5 separate regions of the Mus musculus genome follow, and regions 1, 2, 3 and 4 are each linked to region 5. The links are chromatin loops, found by intact Hi-C in ENCODE. Cell type or tissue: gastrocnemius. All regions are shown on one strand. Region 1 overlaps Gpc3 (glypican 3). Region 2 has its middle 73 kb from the start of Gpc4. Region 3 has its middle 100 kb from the start of Gpc4. Region 4 overlaps Gpc3 (glypican 3). Region 5 holds the start of Gpc4 (glypican 4).

Region 1 (5,000 bases), 110 kb before region 5:
ATTGTTGCAAACGTTTTCTTCTGAGAGAGTCATAGTAATTAATGATAACAGTAATAGGAACAATAACTGTAAAAGGCCTCTCTTCTTCACCTGTCTCTTGGTCCTGTCACTTCCTGAGGATAAATTAAGTTCTCCCTGTGAAGGAAATGTTTTGATGAACTGATTCTTCCAGGGCTTTAGGCACTCTTGGGGAAGGGACAGCCACTGAGAAGAGTGTAGTAATACCATTCCTGAGGAAGGAAGGTAGTGACAGGGCTTCTGAGATTGGTGAGGGATAGCCAGCACCTGCTCTTACTCTCCAGGTATCCAGTGTCGAGCTAGTCTCCTTTTGGGGATATGACTTGATTCATAACACATGCAAATAAGTATAATAATGGCCTATGTTATAATAGATTATGTAACAAAACCATTTGCTGTTTTCTAAAAGATTAAGCGATTTCTTAATTGCCAAACAATAATAAAGCACAGTTGGTGTTTCAAATTCCTGGCAACAATTTTATATTAGAAACCTAAACAGCCTGAGCCATAGTTGAGAGCCACTGGTGTGCTCTCCTGACAAGGGAGTCACCATAGAAGAGAATGTATTGAGTCAGCTTTGGAATTTGAGTCAGAATGTTGTTTGGTAGCAGGTGACTTGGGTCACCTAACAGTGCCTTTAAGACCTTTCCACCGTATGCGCTTCAAAGAGCACCATCAAACCTCTGCCTGTGAGGATATGGAACCTAATTTGAAGGGCTATCTCAGTCAGCAATGTTTGATGAAGTTTTCAGGACACCCTTACTCCATCATACAATCTTACCTGTTCTTTAAAAGGTAATTTTTTAGGTTCATTAATGTATTTGTGTGTGTGTGTGTGTGTGTGTGTGTGTGTGTGTGTGTGTGTGTGTGGTGTATGCATGCACGCGAGAGCATTCCTGCCTCAATATATAGATATAGATTTATAATGTACATACAAAAGCCCAAAGAAGCCTCAAGAGTGTATCAGAGTCATCCTAGAATCAGAGTTAGAGTGTGTTGTTAGCTGCCATATATGTACTGAGAACCAAACCCAGGTCCTCTGCAAGAACAAAAAGTGTTCCTAATGACTGAGCCATCTCTCCAGCCCCAGCCTTGAATGTTTTACTATAAAGCAGTGTACTTTTATTCTGCTACATCCCTGGGAAGTATGTCCATAGCCCAGTGCAGTGTAACCTGAAGATATTGTACCCCAGCTTGAAAAATAGGCCTATGATGAGAGAGACCATGCCTCCCTGAATGGGGACAATCTACTGTATTCTCTCAACACCCCACTGTTGTAGCTGAGGATGCTTGCAGGCTGGAGTTAGCAATAGAACATGAAGTGGAGACTTAACTGCCTAACCCTGTTCCAGAAGAGGCCATGAGATCACTGCCAGGTTTTATAGTCAGTTATCAAGTAGGCAAACTAGACAGCTCACTTATTATAGACAGCTCATAGTGTAGTCAATAAGATACACTGTGAAATGTGCCTGTTCTTAACGGGGTCCCATTTAAGAATTAAAAGCCAAAGGCCTGAAGTATGCCTGTTTACCCACATCTGAAGAAGAAAATGCAGACCTCCAGAGAGCCTGGCTTCATTTGCAGAGCCACTTGCTTCTGCTTTCAAGTCCCAAGTACCCATTTCACTCCTGAAAGTTCATAAAGGAGGTGGAGTTACTGTGGCAGGAAGGGGGCTTTTGTTGTGGTTCAGAAGACAAGGAAACCAAGATCTGTTTGGGAATCAGAAACCAATGGCAGAGCCCCAGGATGCCCATGTGAATGGGCAGCAAAGTGAGCAGTGTTGCAATGAGTGCCGTTTCCTTGGAGATTGCCCCCAGTTTTATCCTCTGGGGTATGCCAGGCAATGTCCTGAGGTTTCACATACTCATGTCTTAACTGTACACAGCAAATGGAAAACACAGGGATGGATGGCAGTGTTGTTCTGTTGCTATATTAGGGCCAGATTGAAGCCATCTGCTGGAACAGGCTTGGCAAGGAAGAAACCCCCATGCTTGGCTTAGCAGTAGCATCCTCTTTCCTGCCATTTTTATCTTTAAGACAGGGTCTTCAGCCAAAGACGACCTTGAACTTCTGATCTTCCTGCTTCCACCTCCCAAGTGCTGAGATTCCAGTCATCGGCCACCACACCCAGTTTACACAGGGCTAGAGACTGTGTGCTTGAGACCAGCATTTTCACAACTGAGCCTCATTCTTAGCCTCCTCCCCTTCCATTTCTAAAAAAGAATTTATTTTATTTTATGTGCTTTGGTGTGAGAGTATTAGATCCCCTGGAACTGGAGTTACAGACAGTTGTGAGCTGCCATGTGGGTGCTGGGAATTGAACCGGGTCTTTTGGAAGAACAACTGGTGCTCTTTACCACTGATACATCTTTCCAGCCCTACTCCCTCCCCCTCCATTTTGAGGGCAACCAGAGCTGCCCTGTACCGTCAGTGTAAGTGACGTTCCCATAGCAACTTCTTGATGCCCATTTCCTCAGAGGATGAGCATTTCCTCATTGTTATATGCTCAAGCCCTCGGAGGCATTGAAAGAATCCCAAGACTGACCTTCTTGGCCACCAAATCCCTCTCCTCCACTGCCTGTGCAAGCTTGAGGGGCTCTCCTTCAAACCCAGCAACTTTTCCCCCAAAGCTTTGTGGGCAGTGGCTTTAGTGGGGGGTGTTATACCATGAGTTAAAAACAAACCTAGAACAGTGCATCATGGATTTGTTTATTGCCAGGGTCTCTCATCCAAGACTAGGACACTCAAGAGGCCAGAGCTTCCGTAGCTGATGATTGCTAGAGAAATATCCACGGTGAAATAACTGATTGACCCTGCTATGGGGAAGCTCTGTTGGAAGAGGCCGCCTTGGCTCTTAAGAATAAAGGAATGATTCCAGCCTGCAACAGACTATACTCCTTTTCCAGGTCCCAAGGGCCTCGAAACCAGAAAAATAAAACTGGAAGGAAATGTACGGGTCACCAGTTCAGCACCGTGATTTGACATATAGGGCAACTGAAGCTTTAAGTAGGAAATGCCTTGTCAGAGGTGAAGTGGGAAGGCCTGGAATCTAGAGTTCCAGACCCCAGGGGATAGTAAAGACTCCTTGGGGATTCCAGGAGGAGATTTTCAATAACCAGGAATAGAGGACTCTCCTTTCAGAGCTTTGCCCAGTGCAGAAAAGCTTTCCAACACAAACAACAGGCAGCCCCTAATGACTGACTGTTATTTTAAATGGATCATCTAATCTACAACACAAAGGCCACTGAGGCAAAATAAGAGTCCTGGCTGAGTGTGTAATTAGTACAGATAGTTGGGTCTACCCCCTGGGCATCGTTAAACTGATTACAAATAGAAACAGATTTTTAGATGAAGCTGGGGGGGTGGGGGGAGTCTCCTTGCTGGCCCAAAAGGTTCTCACAGAAGAACCACTCCAAGAGAAAAGCAATTTATGATCCCTTCAAAACATACACTTAACATGATGAAAAAATAGGCTGAAAAAAATCACTGAAAAATATGAGTGATTTCAAATAAAATAGTTTGTGGTGTTTCTCAGAATATGTTTGGTTTATCGTAAAACCTAGTTGTTTCCCTTTGGTGTAGGTTTGGTTTTTCGTAGACTTTTTTTTTTTTTTAAATATGTGCTATTCACTGATCCCCAGCTCCTGTTCCCACAGGCTTCTTATTTCGTCAGGACAAGATATCTGAGTCATTCTGGCTTAGGGCTGTGCTTCACACTGATAACTGGGATCTTTCTAAGCACAGAGATCAAATTGTACAGGTTCTGCCTTAGAAACTGTGGGACGGCCCTTCCTGCTGCATTCACAATTGTTGTTGCATTCCTAAGCCACATGGTCTTACTGAAAATCCACTGCCTCCAATCTCAGTTCTTGAGCCCTGCTGTGGGTCATCACACATCTCCTAATGGAGATAGCCAAGTTGGCTTAAGAAATCATCCTAGCTACTTCCCTTTAGGTTTGTTATCGATCCTCTTGGTAATTTGCTACTGTCTTCCTATGAACCCTCTCTGTGATCTAAGGAATGTCTATCTGGTTTATCTATGGGTGTGGTGCTCTTGCCGAAGTATGGGATTCCTTGAAGGACTAGCTAAATCTTCCTTCCTTCTTTTGCTAACTCCTGGGGACACCATACATAAGATAGCATTGTTGTTAAATGAAATTGGATTCTGTTTCTTGCCTCCAGGAATGTCCTTATTTATCTGTGACCAAGATCCTATTTTCTCTGTCTCCCATAATACTTCCTTATTCTTCTCAGATACCTCTTTCAGCTCTAATCCTTGTGGCAGTGGCCCTAGCACAGAGTGTGCCTTTGCTGGGCTTCCTGTCAGTTTACACCTCAGGCACCGCACTGAGGGATTGAGTGATAGACATCTCTTCCTGCCGAAAGGAGAGCTTCGAACAATCTCTAGCCATAATTTAGATAAGGATGTTCCTGGAGGCCATTTGGTGGCCTAAATGTACGCCTGGGATCTCATGGCCTTAGCCATCATTACTCATTTCTTGGGAAACAGAACTGATAATTTCCATGTCAGCTCCCTAAATCAAGAACTCCCTGCAATATCCTATAGAGTTTAACAAGGTTTCTTAATCAGACACATGGTGAACTTGTGGAAACTATGCCTCTTGTCATGCTTTGGAAGTTCCCTTTTGTGATATATACTCAACAATTGAGGTTTTTGGTTTGGTTTGGTTTGGTTTGGTTTTTAGTGAGAATCTATTACTCCTTTGTCCTGCCACATATTTGGTATCCAGAGTTTTTCAAGAAGCAGTAGGGTGGGTTAAAGAGATGACTCGGCAATAAGAGCTCTTGTTCTTTCAGAGGACTTGGATTCAATTCCCAGTACCCACATAGCACTTCATAACCATCCATAACTCCAGTTTCAGGGGATCCAATCACTTCTTCTAACCTCCATAGCACCAAGCATTCATGTGACACACACATATATATGTATGTATGTATGTGTGTATATATATATATATATA
Region 2 (5,000 bases), 72 kb before region 5:
CTAGATTTAAAGATGTGCAGTATCGGCCATGGAACCCAGTGTTTTGTACATGCTAGGCAAAACTGCCAACCTAACATGAATAATTTTTATTGAAAAATAATCCATACAATATGTTTAGATCACAGTTTCTCTTATTCTAGTTCCTTTCCAACTCTATGCCCTCTCTTTCTATCTTTAAAAAGGAAACAAACAGGCAAACAAACCATAATAAAAAAAGAAAAGAAAAAACATAATAAACAGAGAGAGAGAGATGCAAAAAAGCAAAAGCCTATAAAAATACAAAATCAGAAACCATAATAAACAAGCATAAGAAACAAGTTGTCCAAACAAAGCAATATGAGACAAAACTTCTACAAAAATAGCATTGAGTTTATTTCGTGTTGACCATCTACTGCTGGGCATTGGGCCTGCTCTTAAGTGTGGTTTGTATATCCAGTGAGACTTTTTTGGGGAGAGCTAACTTATCCTTTGTGAGCAGTTGTCAATTGGAGATAGTTTCCTGGTTAGGGATGTATGCCAGTGTCTACTTTGATAGCTTCTTGGTTAGGGATGCATGCCAGTGTCTACTTCCCCATCTCTGTACTGGGTACCCCACCTGGCTGCCATGGAGATTGCAAGTTCATACAGGCTTCAGTTCTGTTTTATCCGGAAAACACTGTTATCTTGGTGTCCTCCCTCCCCTCTGGCTCTTACACTCTTTCTGCCTTCTCTTCCACGTGGCTGCCTGAACCCTGAGGGGAAGGATTTGATGAAGACATCCAATTTAGGTATGAGTGCTCCAAAATTTCTCACTCTCTGAATGTCGTCTGGCTGTGGGTCTCTGTATTTGTTCCCATGTATTGTAGAAGGCAGCTTCTCTGGTGATTGCTGAGGAAGGCACAGATCTGAGTTTAGCCTAATGTCATTAGTAATCATTTTGTCACTACAAGCCTTAAGCAGAGCAATAGTATTTGGTTTCCCCCTTGGCCCCATGACCTATCCAGTCTCAGGTTCTTAGCTACTTGAGCAGTGTCAAGAATGAGGTCCATCTCATGGAGTCAGACCTTAAATTTTAATATAATGTTTTTATTAATCTTTGGGAATTTTATACAATGTATTTTGATCATATCCATGCCAATTTCATCTTTTTATTTCTCCCAGATCCATCCATACCACATCATTACCAACTTCTGTGTGTTCTTTGTCTCTGTCTCTCCTGTCTCTCTGCCCCCCTCCCCCCGCCCCGCGAGCGCTTCTCTCCATCTCTCTGTCTGTCTTTTTAAAACTCAGTGTCAAATTTGTCTTGCTCATACATTCACAGATATGTGGTCACCTGCTGGAGCTTGGTCAACCTACCAGTAGCCACACCCTTAATTTCCTCTAGAAGAAGCTAACAACTCTTAATAGATCTCCATCTAGGAGTGGAGGTTTGTGAGTCCCCCATCCACACATGCACATTTTTGAAGTTATTATTCTTATTTTTATGTGTATAAATATTTTGCCTATGTCTACATATGTGTACCATGTTCATGCCTGTTGCCCACAGAGGCTATTACAGGATATCTGATCCCTGGAACTGGAGGAATGGATGACTATGAGCCAACTTGTGGATGCAGGGTACTGAACCCAGATCCTGTGCAACAGCAACAGATGCTCTTAACCTTAACCACTGAGCCATCTCTTCAGTTTCATGTGCACGAATCTTAACTGTATCATTTGAGAATCTGATCATTTGAGCAGACCCTGTAGAACACAAACTCTTGCTATGGTGGGTAGCCCACACTCCTCCTCCTCCTCCTCCTCCTCCTCCTCCTCCTCCTCCTCCTCCTCCTCCTTCCTTTAGAGTCTTCATTGGCTACTGTAGTATTCGGTCACCTGACTGGAGAGCTAACGGATTTCCTGTGGATGCTAAGGTAATATTTGTAAATGTAGCAGACATTAGAGGAGAAAAGCACTGAGAACTATCATTAAACATAAAAGAATCTGTAATGCTAAAGAGATGATCATTTCCTTTGGGGCAGAAAGAGAGACCACCCCCCCCCCCGAACAATTAGAGCAAATCTCAATTGAGAAACAGAAAGATAGGTAGGATGGGGTTCTCAGATTGAGACTCAAAATTTTGTCACTAAATCTAGAATTGAAATTCCCACTGGAACTAAGTTGAGCTTTGAAGTTTCTGTGAGTAAAGCATGGAGTGGGTCCTGGAGGCTGCAGGTCTCCAGCTTGTGAACACACAACTGTGTAGTAGGTTCTTGCAACCCAGCTTGCCACCATTGCTCACCCTGGGGCACATTCACTGCTCCAAGTCCAGCCAGATTATGAGAAAAAACTAGTGAGACCCATGTGAATTTTTCACCAAGGCCAACTATTGTTCCCAACAAGTCTCATGGATTTAGCTAGGGTCCGATTGCTACAATGTTACACAAGGGTTTCTCTCTTAGATAAAAACTCTAGGCAGAAATGTGTGTAAGGTCAGTGCTTTATATAGAAAAATGAGCCACTCCCTTCTCTCCTCACAGACTCATCAGGCAAGCCCTAAGAAATACTAAGATGCCCTCACCCAGGCTCTCTATTTTTAGCAAAGCCTTGCTTGCAGACTGTGCTAACCAAGTGGGTCAGATGCCACAGTCAAGGGCAGGGAACCTCTCCTATGTGGCCACTGACCCACAAAACAAGTGCCCTGTGTAGGTCATGCACAATGATAAGAAGTGGATTCTATTAGCAGTAACTGCTGCTTAAGAAAGGAAAAGTGAGCCGGGCATGGTGGCGCACGCCTTTAATCCCAGCAAAGGCAGGCAGATTTCTGAGTTCGAGGCCAGCCTGGTCTACAAAGTGAGCTCCAGGACAGCCAGGGGTATACAGAGAAACCCTGTCTCGAAAAAACAAAAAACAAAAAAACAAAAAACAACAACAACAAAAAAAAACAACAACAAAATAGAAAGAAAGAAAGGAAAAGTGATAGAACCCTGCTTGGGCCCAGATTGAACTAGAGCATTTAAAAGCACACTTTAACACTTGAAGCAATCAATATGCTCCATTCCTTCTGATCGTTATGTAAGAGAGGAAGAACATGGGAGAACATAGGATTAAGGGTCTAGAGAGTAGCACAGCTTCAGTAGAAAAGTAAAAATCGAAGAAGACTGGGAAATGTAAGGAGATGAGAGAAAAGAATTAGCCAGTAAAACCTAAGAGAAAGCAAAATAAATAAATAAATAAATAAACAAACAAACAAAATGGAAGACGAAGATAATGAGAAACTGGAGACAGAAAAGTATAAAATTGAGAGAAAGGGAAACAGGGGCTAGGGATTATCTCACTTAATAAAGTATTTACCTTGCATTAATGAAGCTCTGAGTTCCAACTATAAGCTAAGTATTGTGGCATGTGCCTCTAATCTCAGTACTAAAGGTGGAGGCAAAAAGATCAAGTTTATGGTTATATTTGGCTACATAGCAGATTGAAAGCCTGTCTGAATACATGAGACCCTGTCTCAAATAATGAATGGAAGAAAGGAAGGGAGGGAGGGAGGGAGGGAGGGAGGGAGGGAGGGAGGAAGGAAGGAAGGAAGGAAGGAAGGAAGGAAGGAAGGAAGGAAGGAAGGAAGGAAGGAGAATCAGACAAACTTAATCTCTGATTTTGTTGAAGAAACTGAGGCCCAAAAGAAGGGAAGTTATTTGACCAAACCTTTGCTATAAGTCAAAGCCAGGTCTTCAGACTCAGGTCTTCAGACTCCAGGGCAGAAGTATGTTCATCTGTTAGGTGATTAGACTTTTCTTGGGAAGACACAACACACCTATCCACTCACCCCAGACAGGAAGCCCACAACAGACCAAAGTACAGACACCATCAAAATTCAACTTGGTGGACCAATGAGTTTTATTGGTATTGCTTTCAGGAATATGGGTGATGGGCTACTTACAGGAGCAGAAATGACTCAGAGGCAGCTGTATCACCAAAGTCCACCCCAGCGTGGGTGACAGTTCACAAAGCTGGGAACCTGGAGCACAGTGCACTGCCTGCAGGCAGCTCAACAGGTTGGAGAGAGTCCTTTCCACGTGCATCAGTAGGTCTAAACCTCTTTCAGTATGCCTAATGGGTTTCTGCTTCTCCCAGGCAGCTGGTCTGGTCTCACAGAATCTTCTTTGCATCTTGGACACTGCACCTTTTTTCTTTTTTTCACAGCTTAGCTTGTCTGAGAGTCTTCTTTTGCAGTGCAACTCCAATTGGTTTGAGGCCAGCCTGGTCAACAGACTGAGTTCCAGGACAGCCAGGGCTACACAGAGAAACTCTGTCTCAAATAAAGAAATGTGTTTGGAGTTGGACAGGTAAGAAGAAAGCCTCAGATCCTATCAGAGCAAGTCTAGGCAGTTGAGGATCAGAGGATAATGAGAACCAGGGCCATTAAGTCACTTAAAACATCTCTAAGCTAAAAGAGGAACAACCATGAATTGTACACTATAGCTCCTGAGAACAGATGACCATGCTCACCCCAGACCCAAACATCAAGGAAGATACCAGAACACTCCAGAGGTCCTGAGAAAACAGAGGCAATGTGAGATATGTTTTCTTCACCATAAGTTACCCTATGGCTCACTGTGCCAACTCCAGACTGAGCAAGAAATATAGGCCAACCTCAGATTTGCCTTTCTGTCAGGGCTGCCCAACTTGATGGCTATAAGTATTTGTCCTCAAAATGCTTAACAACTTACTAAATGTCCCAGCCTAACCTGTCCCTTCCTGCTGACTGAATACCCTCCTGACTTAACTTGGCCAAGGCTGGATATAATTAGGCACCATCCTGAGGTTCCAGAAGTCTGCCGTATGCCTCCACATATATCCAAACACACTTGGAGAAAATACTTTTGATTCACCAAGCTGATACAAAAAAAAAAGCTACTTAAAGGAAAATTTCTTTTAAAAACCCTCTTCTAAGAAAAATTTGTGTTCTTCGGTGATAAATCTGGATTTAATTCTCACTCAGCCTCATCAAACCATATATTCAAGTTTCCTCTGTCTCCATT
Region 3 (5,000 bases), 100 kb before region 5:
GTCCTTCCATGAATCGTAGACCCAGCACTCTGACTTCACTCCATTTTTGTTCACAGACAACATCTTAAGCACGCATGGCACTTACTATTTTACTTTGATTGCCTTCCTGCTGCCAGAGAATTCTGGGAATAACCAATTTGCCATTTTTCTTTTTTTATCATGTATGTAATGCTCTGTACGTGGCTTTTCTACCAGCTACTGTCAATACAGAGAGCCAGGGTGAGGTGCAGGGAGAGGTTGGGCAGTTCTCTTTGATTCTGGGAAATAGTTCCCCGCGGGAGCTCCAGCTTCAGTCCCAGAGTAGAAGGTCACCAGGGGAAGCAGAAGGTACTATTTATCACAGCGTAGCTTCCCATCTAAGTCCTCACTCCTGCTGTCCCCAACATTCTTCTGTAAGTCTCCTGCCGAGCATAACTTTCCAATACCCGCTTGTCGTTGTCCCTTTCAGAAATGCCTGCAAATGCAAGTTAGAGATGTGGGACTTGCCTTTTTCTAAACAGGTTCTGGTTTTGTCTCGTTGCTGGTTTTATTTTCTGACATAACGTGCACGGTTCACAATGGTTGGTGAGATACAAAGACCAAGAAACTACCTTTGTTTTGGAGGTAGTTTGAGGATGAAGCTGCTCTTGCTTCTGAATTTGAGGTTTGTGAGAACCTTTGGTCCTGGATTTATGAAAATGGAACACTGAGAGTGTTCATTCCTTAGATTTGCAGCCTGATTCACTAGCAACAACAGACCAGAAGAAGGGCTTTAACCCAGTTGTCATCTAAAAACTTTCCCTGTCATTGTAAAAATAAAAAATAGTTGTAGTAGTAATAGCAAAAGTAATACACTGGTAGCTGTGAAACCATGTTCTGTTCCTGTAACAAATGTCTCCACTCTGAGAGTCATGCAAATGAAGTTTCCGTGACAAGGCATCATGAACATTAATCACCTCGGATATTTTGCTACCATAATGGCAAGCTGAGTGACACAGCCATTGGTGTCCACTGTTAATTAGGGAGATGTGGTCTGGAGATGAACCCAGCACCTTGCACAAATGGCTAGGTAAGCGTTCTACCACCAAGTACCACCCCCACCCCTACTGTTAAACATTTGATGGTTTGGTCACTTTCTCTTCTCCCCCCATAGATGTATATTCAAACACTTGGGATTATATTAACAAACAACTCATAATGTGACCCAGTCCTTTTCAGTGGAGTCTACATCTCCCTTCCTGTTACGTCAGCCCATTGATCTGGCTCTCCCACAAAGAAGAACACGAAGTTAAGGGTAAAATAATGGCTTTTCACGATTGTCCTTCATCAATAATTGTTATACCTCTTTTTGGTTCTTTTCTAAGCATGTCTTAGAAAGCCCATAAGCACATGTTTCCTTTTCCAGGCCGAGATGGATCAGTAGTTCTGTTGGCCTGTTAGGCCCATTGCTGTGCCTGTGGTGCAGCTACAGACTATACAGAGTAGAAGAGAGGGTGTTGTCTTTCCACAGAGGCTCGGGATCTAAGAATGCAGAGCCCTCCTTTGCAAACCATGAACTTTGACACTAAGACAGGATCTCTTTTAGGCTAGTCTAGAGCTCATTATGTAATAGAGGATGATTTTAGCCTAGAACTTACTATGTAATAGAGGATGACTTAAACTTCTAATTCTCCTGCCACCTCCTCCCAGAGTTCTGGAAGTTACAGGCATGTGCAAACCTACTTTGTGTGATGTTGGACCTCATAAATATTAGGCAGGCATTATAGCAACTGAGCTATATCTCTAGTCCCTCATACCATGCTAGACAAATTACCTTGTGAACAATTGAACTACCAAGACAGCTTTGAGAAATGGTTACCAACGATGTCTTTCTATCTCATACTTGCATCTTTTCCTTGTTTGTTGCCTTGCTTGCTTGCTTGTTTTCGAGAGAGAATTTGTCTCCCCTTGTAGACAAGGCTAGACTTGAACTCACAGAGATCCATCTGCTTCGACCTCCTCAGTGCCGAGAGGAGGTATGCACCACTGTTCCAGAACCACTATTAGTTTTCAAAAACAAAATTCTAAAGATTTTATTTTCTCTACATGATATATCAAACAGTATCCCTGTGGGCCCCCCCACCATGGTGTGCATGGGGGTGGGGCAGGGGTGCAGTTACTAGTGGTGATGGCGGGTAGTAGTAGTAGTAGTAGTAAAATTATTTTCTTGCCAAGGCCTCAGCATGTTTGGAAGTCTTCCTCTGGAAGCCCTGCTGAGCCGCTTTGTGTGCCATACAAGCAAATCAGTCTTGTTTCTTGAAGCTCGCACCTTGCTTGGAGCCAATAGTCATATTCTTCAGCTTGATCACACACCTCATTCCCTAGCTCTGCTGCCAAGTGGCTTTTAGCTGTTTCCAAAAATCAGATTGCCTTCAAGAAACAACCCCTTCCCCCACGCAGAAGATTCAAAAGATATTCTGTGGATTAGGAAAGGGTTTTTTTTTCCCCCTCAAAGAAAAGTTCCAAAAAACATGAGGATACTTTTCCCTGGCATAATGATTGCCTTCCAAGGGGGCTACTCAAAAAGCAGTGGTGCTAGTTAGAATGTAGCTAATTGGCTTGGTTTGCCAAAGGGCCAATAAAATAGTCTTACTGCTTTTTTTTCACAGGTATATGGAAACTTTGAAGGATACACATTGATAATAGAGCAGAGGTCAGCCAGATGGCTTAGTGGGTACAGAGGCCTGCCACCAAGCCTGACAGTGACTTCCAGCCCCAGGACCCTCTCCCAACAGTCACCATTTGTTCTCTACTTGTACACTGTGGCATGCATGCCCTTCATACATTAAAGAAATAAATGTGATTTTATTTTTTAATAAAGTAAAGGGTTGGCATGAAGTTGCTACCAAATAAGTGTCTGATGGATCCAGTATTCATGTCCCCAGTACTATGAGTAACACTTTGTGCATATGCCGTATCACATACTAAAGACAGAATATGGCAGATCTAACCCCTACCTTCTTCAGATTTCACATCTACTGTCTGATTCAAATAGGGAACTGCAACAAAATCTAAACACCCTATGCCATAGGACTGTGATAGGCAAAGAAGAAGAATGCAGTCCATGCAATGTGCAATCCCCAAAGAACGCATAGAAGAAAGCACAGAAGTTGGATAGTTTGTAAAGTAAAGGAACATGAGGAACGTGGAGAAAATGTCCTTTGTAGAGGGGGGAAAGTTAGACTAAACAGTATGTCACAAGTCTGTAGAGCACTATACACAAGGTTCATTGCTCCATTCCTGGTTATGATGAGGCAAAGCAAGTCCCCAGGATAAGGCACAGTTGCAATATGCAGTGAAGCACACATGAAGCATTATGCAGCAACTAGAAACAAAGAGCCTTGTGTAGACCCTAAAGCATAAAGAGATGTTAAAAACAAGCCTGATAATCTGAGCTTAATCCGCAGGATGCACGTGGTGGAAAGAGAGAGCAGATACCCTCAGGTTGGCCTCTAATTTCTGCTCTCGCTCTCTCTCTCTCTCTCTCTCTCTCCCTCTCTCTCTCTCTCTCTCTCTCTCTCTCTCTGTGTGTGTGTGTGTGTGTGTGTGTACAAAACAAATAAGCTTAAGAAAAAATTGTAAAACCATAAAATGACCAGGAATGACAGCATGTGCCTATGATCTCAGCAATGTCAAGCTAAAGGATCAGGAGTTGGAGGTCTGCCCACATACCATCATAAGATCCTGCCTCAAAAAGCCATAGAACAAAGTCAGTTCCCTGAGAGATATAATCCAGAGGGAGAGTACTTAGTTATCATGTATTAAGGCCCTGAGTTCCAACCCTGCCACTCTAAATCAGAACAAACAAACATAATAATAAATAAATAATTAATAATGTATATTGTTCCGGGCTCTGGTGGCAGGGACAACCCTACTCAGGCATCAGTGGGACAGGCTCTTCCTACTTACTACAGCCACAGCTCCGGACATGAGAAAGTGCAACCCATTACCAGCCCTATCCTTTGGTACCTGGCTGGAAATATCATTACCACCAGCTAGTACAGCTCACATTGCCTATCCAGAGGTAACCAGTGCATCTAGGCTCACCATTTACCTTGACACTGCCCACGACAGAAACTTCCACCAGAAGGAGAAGCTGGAAAGAAAATTGGTCTGGATGGCCCTTCAAAAGCTCAAGGAGCTACGAGTCACCTAGCAGCAGCAGAAGCAGCTGGAGACCTTCCTCATTCAAAAGGGTGATGGTGGTGAACCCAGGGGCCATGATTGGAAAGAATTCATGCTGGGGCAAATGTTCCTATTCCTGCTCACACAGAATAAGTAACCTGGAAAAGAAAGTTTGTAAAAAATCAAAATGAAAAGGGACGAAGAGAGAGAGGATGAGATAGAAAACAAGGCACGGGGTTTCAGGAAAAACCATTTCATCTCCAGGGACTTCGACATAGAAGGTCCTCAAGAGACATGTTGAGATAATGCACAAATGTGTTTTACCCCAGGCGAAATAAATGCACCTTTAAGTTGCCTGAGCTTCTTCCTACCTAGTTTATCCATTGACTCAGAATTTTAGATGTGTCTGTCTGCTCAGTGGAAGCTTCATTTTGTAACTAATGTTTGGATGAGGGATTTTTTTTTAATTTTTTGATGGTTTGTTTTCTTTTGTTACCATTTCTTTTTTTGAGACAGGTTTCACATAACTCAGGCTACTCTTGAACTCTGTGTATAGTTGAGGGTGACCTGGAGTTTTCTATCCTCCTGCATCTACCTCCCAAGTGATGGATGGGATTACAGACCTGCACCACAACACCCAGCTAATATGCTGCTGAGAATCAAACCCAGAGCGCTGTGCACACTAGGCAGGTCCTCTATCGACTGAGCCATGTTGCCAGCCCCTATAACACTTTTTATTATTAATTTTTACTTTATTTGTAATGACGGCTTTGCCTGCATGTATGTATGTTCACCATGTGCATGTGCGATGTCCTCAGAGGCCAGAAAAGTGCCAGATGCCCTGGAACTGCAGTTAC
Region 4 (5,000 bases), 180 kb before region 5:
AGATTCTTGGAAACAATGTATCTAGCCAACAGATTTTTTAACTGTTGAAAATTTAGTTTGGCTCAAAGTGCTTGAAGAGAAAATGAAGCTGATAAATGAAATATAGACGGTATCTGCATGCATGATGCGTGTGTGTGTGTGTGTGTGTGTGTGTGTGTGTGTGTTTAAATCAGTTCTTTAGATTTCCCCCAAGTTTGAACTCTGCCCTAAATTAGATACTCTATTAATAGGCAAGCTACCTTCCGAGTGCAGCTTAGGGATCTTAGTACATGATCCAGAAGTCTCATTTTGATCTTCATCCTACCAGGGCCTTTCATGGAACAGTAGTATCAAATAGACTTCAGAGCTATAAAGTTCATGGCAAGTTAATCTGCATTCCTTTTGCATTTTGTTCTCTGGCTGAAGATGTTGAGAGGTTCCTATATTTAAAATGTGGCTGCCATGGGATCCTTATTGGCAGATGTCTACCAGGAGGTATTTAGAATGGTTTGGAAAAGCATACAACGTATTTGTGAGTGTGTGTGCATTTCACATGCCAGCAGAGCAGAAAGAATTTACAAGGCTTGGGGCTACTGAGCTTTCCTTAAGACACCATCACTCTCAGCTGTTGGGGTGATGTCAGAGATGCCGGGAACACTGCTTAAGGCCCGAATTCCTGAGCTCTATTTGAATTGCAGAGAAGCTCTGTTTTGCATTGCAGAGCTTAGAGCAGGCCGGACCCATTCTGTGGGCTCTACCTTCAAAGACCTACGGAATTTGTTAACTACAGACAGAGACTAGTGAGCACTTGTTATCAGGCAAAAGGAAAGCTGCCCCCTGCTGCCTGAGTCTTTGTCTCTGCCTGGGATACCATGGAAAATGGGGAAGGAATCCAGACTCATTAATGAGCTAATACAAAAGCCTAAGCCAAGCTAGAGGCAGTTCGTTATTGCTGCGTATGGATTCTTGAAGGAGGTGGAGAGCTGAAAGATGTCCAGCCCAGAAGCAGGAAGCGGTGATCTTACTGCTGATATCTTTTTATTTATGTTGGTTTCTGGACTATTGTGTGGCAAATTGGTTGATCAATACTTGCCATCAGATAACTTCCTGTGCAAATTGTTGAAGCTACGGGTTTTCACTCTAAGAGGTTAAGATTCAACATCGAAATGAACTTCTCCTTGGGTGCATGGACTCTGTTCTTCCCTGTCATTCTTGGAAGTCACTTAAGCGGTAATCATTTCTTTGAGACCCTTTCAAAATGAAGCCTATAAGGCAGAACATATAGTAAAGTGTGGTTATACATACAGGCTGTCATATTAGGAGTTATTTTATGTATTAGGTATCTGTGTTTTATGTGGTGCTAAGTTTGATTGGCTATATATGTACATTAATAAGGATATACAGAATCCACTCTACATACACATCTGTCATCTCATGTAGATATATCATCTTTTGGATCCATTCATCCAACACTGAGCAACTATATGCCAGCACTATGAGCATATGGATACCACTTGAGCGTGATCTCTTTCAAGGTAGATGATGAGACATATCTTCAATCCTACTATCCTAGCCTTGTATTAGTGAAGCATAAATAAGGTCCTGCTAACCCTGAGAAGGGAAGGATTCATTTCTACTGAGAGAATTAGACAGGACTTCAAAAATAGGTAGCCTTTAAACCAGGCTTTGAAAGACAAGGAGAATTTTGGCAGATAATGATTGCAAGGGAGGATCTTCCCAGCAGAGGAATGTGGTATGAGCAGTGGCTCAAAGACATGAAAGTACATCAGTAGACATGTGGCTAGAGAGCTGAGGCCACAAGCTGGAGTAGCAGAGAGGTGGGGAGTGAAAGATGAGACTTAAAAGGTGTGTCAAAAATGCCAGGGGCTATAGATAGCATAAGAAGGAATCCAGAGTTGTACTCTTTTGACAGTGACAGCCACTGAAGGGATAGGAACATGAGAAAGATATGGACAGGGATCAGGGTTTTGTAATGTCCATTCTTGAGTGTAGGTGAGAAGGTGGGGGTTAGAGGGCAGAAATTGGTAGCAAGCAATCCAGCTAATCTTGCAAGAGTTTCCAAGGAAAGGAAGTGAAGCCTGCCATGAAAATTTATTAAACCTTCCAGTCTACTGCCTGGTGGAATAGCCTAGGGAATGAGAACTGCTTTGTCTCTAAATTTGGCCCTGTCACTTTTTACCTGTTAGCCAGGACATAAGGATTGGAATAGGCAGTGCTGTGGGTCTCAGAAGAATGTAGTATATGTCATAACCCACTCAAACCAGACCAGTAGCTGTTCCAGGTCCCACAGTTAAAAGGAAACCCTAGTACCTGTAAACATTTATCCCTCATTGAACCTTAAGAAGTTTTCACAATGAGGTATTTAGATTCCCTGATGAATGTGTTAACTATTACTCTTTAATCAATTTGTTACACGTTTTTTTTTTAGTCAATATCCCAATTAAAAGTGGCTCCTTGGATGTTGAATGTTGAGTGTCATCCATTCACTGAAGTCTCAAAAATTACCAAAACTGTGAGAAAGATCGGGAGAGATTATCGTGTTTTTCTTCAGCTGCCACTGTGGGAGCTTAGATGTGTTGGAGAGACTACTGTGTTTCGTGACAGCCTCACAAAGAGGCGTGGGGAACCAGAGGGAAGCAGTGACTGTTTGCCTTCTCCATACCTTTTTAGAACAAATTTCCTTATTTGAAAGCAAGTCCTGTGTTTTTCTAATTATAGCAGCTACTTGTAGTTTGCTCTGTTTCCCTAGCATGGTATACAGCACCTTGCCTGTTGTTTTATTCAAGCATATGCAGACAGCAAGCCAACCTAACCTGACTTTTCACCAAACACTCAGGCTCTCTCTTCTCTCTGCCTCAGCACACACTTGTGCCCTGCTGATCAGATCTGATGCTAAGAAGGCCAACAAAGTATTTGGGATGGGTAGCAGGGGAGCTGGATTACAGCCTTTCCGTAAGGGTGGAGATTTGTCCTCCTACTCAGCACTGGGCTGTGTGCTCCTAAAACACATAGTAGGGTGACACATATTTGTATGAATAAGTGAATTATTTTGTTCTAGTTTTGACCCACCGATTTCCCTGTTTGGACAAAATGTCTCTGTCTAACACCTGCCCTGCTATCATATTCTGAAAATGGATCATGTTATCTGCTTTTCGAAGCACACAGATCTTGCCCTATGATGTCGTGTATTTAATCTCATCCATCTTTGAGTTAGATGATATAATTTTCAATTGATGGGAGCTAATGGCACTTGAGATTATTTGGAGTTAGAGTTGATGCAGTTAAAAAACATTGAGACAAGGTGGATATATTTTGCACATGGAAAAATAGTAAATTTGGGGTAAGGAAATGTATAGACATGTTCAGAGAGGAAGAGAACACATAGGGAACCCTTTTTGCCATTAAAAATTAAGAACTGGCCGGGCCTGGTGGCGCACGCCTTTAATCCCAGCACTCAGGAGGCAGAGGCAGGCGGATTTCTGAGTTCGAGGCCAGCCTGGTCTACAAAGTGAGCTCCAGGACAGCCAGGGCTATACAGAGAAACCCTGTCTCGATAAACAAAAAACCAAAAAACAAAAAACAACAACAACAAAAACACAAAATTAAGAACTGTTTACATTGGGCATTTTAAAGTTGATATATAGAATATTCTAGGTCTTTCCAAAGGCCATCTAGAAAGCCAGGTGTGGTAGCACACGCTTGTAACCCCAGCACTTGGAAGGTAGAAGCAGGAGGATCCAAAGTTCAAGTTCATTCTTGGTTACACAGGGAGTTCAAGACCAGCCTTGGACTGCGAAAACTGTCTCAATTAGCAACAACAATAATAAAGTCATCTAGAGTACTCCTTTTTTCACTTTCTTAAGAAATATTCTAGAATAGTACCATGTCCTCCTTGTGAGTTCCCTGTTCTATTTGTTCAGAATCTCTTTAACTCAGTAAGGACTGGAAAACCCACAGTCTTCTCTCCCCTCTCTCTGTTCTGACTCTCACTTGGAGAATGCATGCTGGTTCTTATTTTTGACAGAGACATCAAGCCATGTCCTACGCCTTCTTCTCTCTCCTGTTCTATCACTTTCAAATATGATACCAAGCAACCTACTCTGTCTGTCAAAGCCCGAGTACTAGGCACTTTCATTTTCTTGGCTCCTTTGCACTTCAAGCTTAACTTGTTGAGGCTTGAACAGCTGAGATGAAACAGAACTTCATGCACCCTTTTGATTTCTAAGACTCTGGTCTTCCTGGGTCCTGAAGACCTGGGGTGACTCATGCCTCATGTGTAGATAGGTAGAAATTGAGAAGCATTCTTATTTGTAAGTACATAAAACCTTGGGCACACCCTCCCTTATTGCACAGATTTCTCATGCTTGCTACAGGGTATAGTATCCATGAAGGACAGCTTGTCCTGTAATAATTCCTGCAACCTAGGACCTACTCTGTCCCACTCACATTAAATCATCATTTATGTCACTAGCCCTATACTCTATCCTCTGTAGCCAGTCACCAAATGCTTTAAAGTTATTCTCGGTAACACTGTCTTTTTGAGATACTGTTATGTCCCTGTGCCATTTATGCACATGCAGGCTTGCTTTTTTTCACCAAGAGTCCCATGTTGGGCACAAAGACTAGAAAACCCCCTAAGTCAGCCCCACCTTTGGCTTCTAGAAACCTACATTCTTTCTCCCCTTTCTTTACTTTTAGCACGATAAACACCAACCTGACTTCTATTCTTAGTTTGCTTTATGTATTTTCTTTTGTGTGTGTGTGTGTGTGTGTGTGTGTGTGTGTGTGTGTAAAACTTCTTTCTCTGGTACAAAAAGTCATAGAGGTTTTGCGTTGCCTTGATTCCTACCTTCTCTAGCTAAAAGTGCTTTTCCACATCTCCTCCGTTTTTTTATTGTTTTGGTTGTTTTGTGTACGTGTGTTTTGTTTTGTTTGTCTCGTATCCACCTACTCCCATCTTTTAAATAATATAGGAATTTCTTATGCAGATTAAAATGCCC
Region 5 (5,000 bases):
TATATCTATATATGGCTAAAATGGTAAATTTTATGTAGTCTTTACCATAATAATAAGAAACAAACGTGAAAACCAATCCACAGTCATGCGAAGTTTAACAGTTTGAAAACTCTCCGCATTCTTCCAACCCTGGTGAAGGTGCTTCTCCAGCCTCCTTTGGTGAGCCAGGGAGGGGGAGGGGAGAGCATCAGGAGCTAGGGCCATCTGAAAAGCTTCCATCTGGGTGATATTTGTTTCATAGATTGCCAGTTGTTCACCCTGTTTGTATTTAAATGAAAGGAGGCTTTGAAGTGGGAACCGCCTCTGAGCAGGGCTTGGGGTTCCTGCCTTCCCTGGTAAAGTTCAGACTTGTCCAGATCTGCCTGTAGCCAGAGGTTACTGTTTCTGGTAGAAAAGGCTCAAGTTTTGGTTAATAATACACTAAAAGGAAGAGCATCAGTGACTTGAGGGGGGCAAAAATGAGTTCCTCTTGCTGTGGGAGGCAATGTTCCAATGTGGTCCTTTTATACGTTAGGAAAATCCCTTTCTCTTTCATTGTCAGAGATTTATTTTATTTTTCTTTATTTTGAAAGAGGCTCATATGTAGCCCAGGCTAGCTACAAATTCCTTATGTCCCTGAGGCTGGTCTTGAAGTCTTGATTTTCCTGCCTATACCTTCTGGAATTACAGGTGTGTATCATATACCCAGTTTGGAATTTCATTTTACTATTAATGTTGGTCGCATCTCAGATCATATTTCCCTTGCTGAGGAATATCTTTATGTATGCATCAGTGGATGTTAAGGTGCTGTGCTAAGCGCTAGCAGTGCCAGGAGGACCTCATGGTTAGCAGTTTAAGGATTACCTGGATTATTTAAAAGTTCCTTGAATTCAATGGAGCTGAGTGTGCATAAATTAAATGTGTTGCCAGACATAAAAAATTTTAAGTCACAGCTGGGTGTGGTGGCGCAGGCCTTAAATATCAGCACTTGAGAGCCTGAGCCCAGTGGATGTCTGAGTTCAAGGCCAGCCTGGTCTACAGAGTTCCAGAACAGCCAGGGCTACAGGGAGGGAGAAAACTCTACCACAAACAAACAAACAAACAAACAGAAAAGAAATTGGAAGTCCTACTTACAGACAGGTCACAGTGTGTCTGTTCATGCTACTGCTCTGCAAGAGTTAATATATTGAAGAGGAGTCTGCAGTGGGCATTCAAAACACCCTCCACAGCTCCTCACCTCCAACCATGTCAGCACGGTTTCCAAAGAACAGTGGAGGAAGTCTCCACAAACCCTCTGAGGGCGATAATTGTAATGATGGTTCGTATCTTCACCCTATGTAATTTTATGGGAATTGAGAGTCTAGCCAAATAATAAGCTCCAGCCCTTTTCATCTGCCCAGTTCCCAGCACACTCCCGAAGTGTCTGAGGCACTTCTCACCCTGAGCTCTTAAAGCAGATTGTAACAATAACAACAGTAATGACAAGTTCACAATCTGCACGGTTCCCTTCATTAAAGGAGCCCTGGGAGCTTCAAAAACACTCATTAATGGAATCTGACAAAGCTTGGAAGGTGGGAAGACTCACCCATTCCCAGTTTTTCTTGTGACTAAATGTAGAACGGGAAGAATTGGAAATACTGGGCTGTCATTCCCTGCCACCACTAGAGTCTTTTCATTCAAGAGTCTTGGGACTTTGGACACATTGACCTTAGGTGAGTGCTAATTCTTAGCGTTTCTTTCTTTCTGTGGGGTGTCAATTCCTATACCCTACACAGGGCAGTGTGGGGCCAAAAGTTTTTCTGAGCAACCTTGATTTAGCTCCATCTCCTTGAGGTTCAGTGATTGTTTTCTGGTCAGTTTCAGAGTTTGTGTATATTTATTGCAGAACTTAGGGTGTGAGCGTGCGTTGAACAGTGTGTGGGGATGAAGCAGGTGAGAAGATGATTGCTAGAGTTAGGGGCTAGCTTGTGCTCTTGGGGGAACACTGTGATGGGTCAAGGGGGGCTAGGTGAGCCTCTCAGCCCAGCTGTGAGTTCCAGGTCCCCCGGCCCCCACCCCGCGTTGTTTGGATCAAAGCAATGCCAGTATGTGAGTGTGCCTTCCTTGCCCAGGTGTTGGTTAGAAGTGGCCCTGGATGCTGGGTAGAAGCAGCGAGGCTGGTATTGGGGCTGGAGGGCTAAGTGCTGCTCAGGCCCATGGGGATAGCCTGTCAAGTGGCTGTGGAGAAAGGCTTGTGGCTCAGACAGGGGCTCAAGGCCCCAAGATCCAGATCACCAGGATCTCTTGAGACTTGGCCCCTTAAGCGGGAAGAAACTGCCCTTTCCTCTCTTGCTGGGGGGGGGGGCGGGGGGCAGGTTCCCCGCCTCTGAAGAGGAGGGCAGGAGGGAGGAGCCCAGCAGGGCGTGTCGCAAGAGGGAGCGCCGCGCGCCCCGTGCGGGCCCCCTAGGAAGTGGATTTGGCCCGCTCCAGATCCAACCCAGCTTCCAGGTTTTCTCCCGGCCCGGCCCTGCGTGCTCCCGCCTGTCTCGGGCTCGCCCCCCCCCTCATGCCCGCCCCCTCCCTCCCTTAGGGCCGCCCCGCTTGGCCAAGTTTGCGGAGCCTCGCTGTGCGAGCCGGGCCAGTCAATCAGCGGCAGAGCTGAGAAGGGCACAGCCGTGCGGCCGAGGGCAGTGAGCTGAGCCGGGCTGGGTGAGCGGAGCAGCGCCGGGTGGCTGAAGCCCCGCGCCAGCGATCGCCCGCCGACGCCGCCCACACTCTGCTCTTCTGCGACGCCTGCCACCTTCCCTTCCTTCCCTGAGCCCCTCCGCCCCTGGCTAGCTGGCCCGGGTTCTCTAGCCTTCGGAGTCCCGAGGTCACGGATCCTCTCCCTAGTCCCTTGGGTCCCGCGCCCATTCCACGCCTTTTTCCTCGTACCGCACCCCGGCTGGGCGCCTGGCACCGGGGACCGTTGCCTGACTCGAGGCCCAGCTCCACTTTTCGCCCGCGTCTCCTCCTCCTGCCCTCCTCCTCCTCCTCCTCCTCCTCCTTCACTACCAACTTCAACTCCCCGGTTCTCGCTCCGCTCGTGAGTGTTCACTCCGCGCCTCTCCGCCCGCTCCGCAGCGCTGCTTTCCATCGGGTCTCATTCTGTCCCCTAAAGGTGGGAGCGCGTCCGTCAGGGTCCGCACCATGGCACGCTTAGGCTTGCTCGCGCTCCTCTGCACCCTGGCCGCGCTCAGCGCCTCGCTGCTGGCTGCGGAGCTCAAGTCGAAAAGTTGCTCGGAAGTGCGACGTCTCTACGTGTCCAAAGGCTTCAACAAGAATGATGCCCCCCTCTATGAGATCAACGGTAGGTGGGAATCCTGCACTCTCCCCATTACCGAGCGGTGGGCACCCCGGGAAAAGGGGCGCCCCCCCCCACGCCGCATCAGGTAGCCGAGAGGGAGAAACGGGCAGGCAGGAGAGCCAGCCCCGGCTTTGAGCGGGCACCGCGAGTGGAGGGGCGCCGCCGGTTTATTCAGTGCCACCCAGGTCCTTTGCTGCTGCCCCCCACCCCAGCCCTCTCACTCCCGGGAAGCCACTAGGGACTCTGGCCCTCAACGTGCGTGGCTTGGGCTCTCTCGCCTTTTCCGGGTTGAATTCTTTACTGGGTTCCCCGCTTTGTTGTGTGGGTGACGACGAGGCCGAGTGGGGGCGGGGTGGGGAACCTCCTGGAGTTTGCAGATTCCTAGGGGCGCAAAACGTGAGACTTGAATGAGCCGCTCATTGACGGTCTCCTAAAATTCCTCTCCCCGCCGCCTCTCTTCCACCGCTGACACGGTTTAGTTTTTAGGAGCTGCAAGGGCTTTAGAAGTCACCTTTAAAAAGCGAACTCTTCTTACTCCTTCAAATCCCGACTTTTGGGAAGTCTCCAGCTTTCCGGAAGGTGTTGGATAAAACGGGTATTTCCCTTCCTTTTCTCTTTTCTCACCTCATTTTAAGGGTTAATTGCACTTTCAATTACAGACCTTTGAAAGGACTGATTACAGGAAACCTAAATCTCAGTTTGGAGATGGTTATGCAAATGAAGATGGCTTTGCCTCTGAAAAAGTTCACCGGATTTCAGCGCTGGGGGGGTTGCGGGGGGTTGTGTATGGTATTTGGGGGAAGTCCTCCTAGAGCGCTGGGGAGGCTGCATCAGGTATGCCCTCCCCTCCTGCTCCCGAGGTCTCCAGGCCCGCTGGTGGCAGTGCCTGGGCTAGTCCTCCTTCCCTGTTGTACTAGATTTTTGAAGCCGCCAACTGTTGCGCACAGCCCTGCGGGCTGGCGGCCGAAACGGCACAGGTAGCTTGTTCACCCTGGAGACTCTGAAGGAGCTACGAATCTAACTGGCTTTTGGCCAGCTTAACCTAACGGAGGCGTTAGAGATTCGAGCCCCGAAGGCCAAATCTCCATTCCGAACCATTCATGGAAGTGTGCAGAGTGCGCCTTTGCCTCGCTGTACTGGTTGCCCGGGTGGGGCAGGCAGGGGGCCAGCAGCCAGCAAAGGAAATACTGTAATTTTAACCAGGCGCTTCCAAAAGCTTTAGAAGACTTGGGGGTCATCTTTTGGAAGGCTATTAATAACCTCGGAGATTAAGTGTGGTCATCAATTACATATAAACTACAAAAGTAATTGAGGGAAGTGGCTGGGTACTTTCAGAGTGTAATCGGGCTCCATCTAGAAATAGAACTGAAGAAATTGTTGGTAGTAGCCCAGGCGTCCACTGCACCTTGGCAGTTGTCAAGTAACTCACAGGCTACTGATGAAAGGCTGTTTGCCCTTCAGCTGCCTGTCTTTTTGGGAACTCAAGTATGTCCTCCCAGACTCATGATTTTATTGGTTGTAGAGCTCTGAAAAGCCCCCTTTCTTTTCCCTCTTCCTCCTGCCCTGCCAGCAAAAGAGAATTGAACCGGCAGCCGCAGAAGCTTGGGAGCTCTGCAGGTCAGACCTGAGGTCTTTGTGCCCTGCACGGCTCGAGCCTGGGTGCTTCAGAGATGATTGGCGTGAAGGTTACAGTTGT

Evidence for each region. Hi-C counts contacts between places; a loop is a spot of excess contacts. Peaks named below come from ENCODE experiments on the same cell type or tissue, not always from the same donor. Only the 100,000 strongest peaks of a DNase experiment are listed, where the experiment ranks them.
Region 1: a loop joins it to region 5, with 1.8 times the contacts of the local background. A loop is called at or near these places in 4 of 42 quality-filtered maps.
Region 2: it touches region 5 in a loop (2.6-fold over the local background); 2 of 42 quality-filtered maps call a loop at or near these places.
Region 3: it touches region 5 in a loop (2.2-fold over the local background); 6 of 42 quality-filtered maps call a loop at or near these places.
Region 4: it touches region 5 in a loop (3.0-fold over the local background); 5 of 42 quality-filtered maps call a loop at or near these places.

What each region holds. Positions count from the first base shown.
Region 1 is chrX:52,276,011-52,281,010 of GRCm38, reverse strand. The region is part of intron 7 of Gpc3 (glypican 3); the gene reads left to right. Among named protein-coding and RNA genes, the nearest start is that of Mir6384, 100 kb to the left of the region's middle. In gastrocnemius, no CTCF peak of the experiment used is centred here; a DNase peak (open chromatin) is centred at 1,900.
Region 2 is chrX:52,235,263-52,240,262 of GRCm38, reverse strand. No RefSeq gene overlaps it. Among named protein-coding and RNA genes, the nearest start is that of Gpc4, 73 kb to the right of the region's middle. In gastrocnemius, no CTCF peak of the experiment used is centred here; no DNase peak of the experiment used is centred here; H3K27ac peaks cover 361 bases.
Region 3 is chrX:52,266,310-52,271,309 of GRCm38, reverse strand. No RefSeq gene overlaps it. Among named protein-coding and RNA genes, the nearest start is that of Gpc4, 100 kb to the right of the region's middle. In gastrocnemius, no CTCF peak of the experiment used is centred here; a DNase peak (open chromatin) is centred at 2,218.
Region 4 is chrX:52,344,713-52,349,712 of GRCm38, reverse strand. The region is part of intron 6 of Gpc3 (glypican 3); the gene reads left to right. Among named protein-coding and RNA genes, the nearest start is that of Mir6384, 31 kb to the left of the region's middle. In gastrocnemius, no CTCF peak of the experiment used is centred here; no DNase peak of the experiment used is centred here.
Region 5 is chrX:52,162,923-52,167,922 of GRCm38, reverse strand. It overlaps Gpc4 (glypican 4), which reads left to right and starts at 3,000. Exons shown (of 9, transcript NM_008150.2): 1 at 3,000-3,307. The coding sequence starts at 3,148. In gastrocnemius, a CTCF peak has its summit at 2,415; DNase peaks (open chromatin) are centred at 2,556, 2,881, 3,474, 4,302 and 1 more place; H3K4me3 peaks cover 2,872 bases; H3K27ac peaks cover 2,753 bases.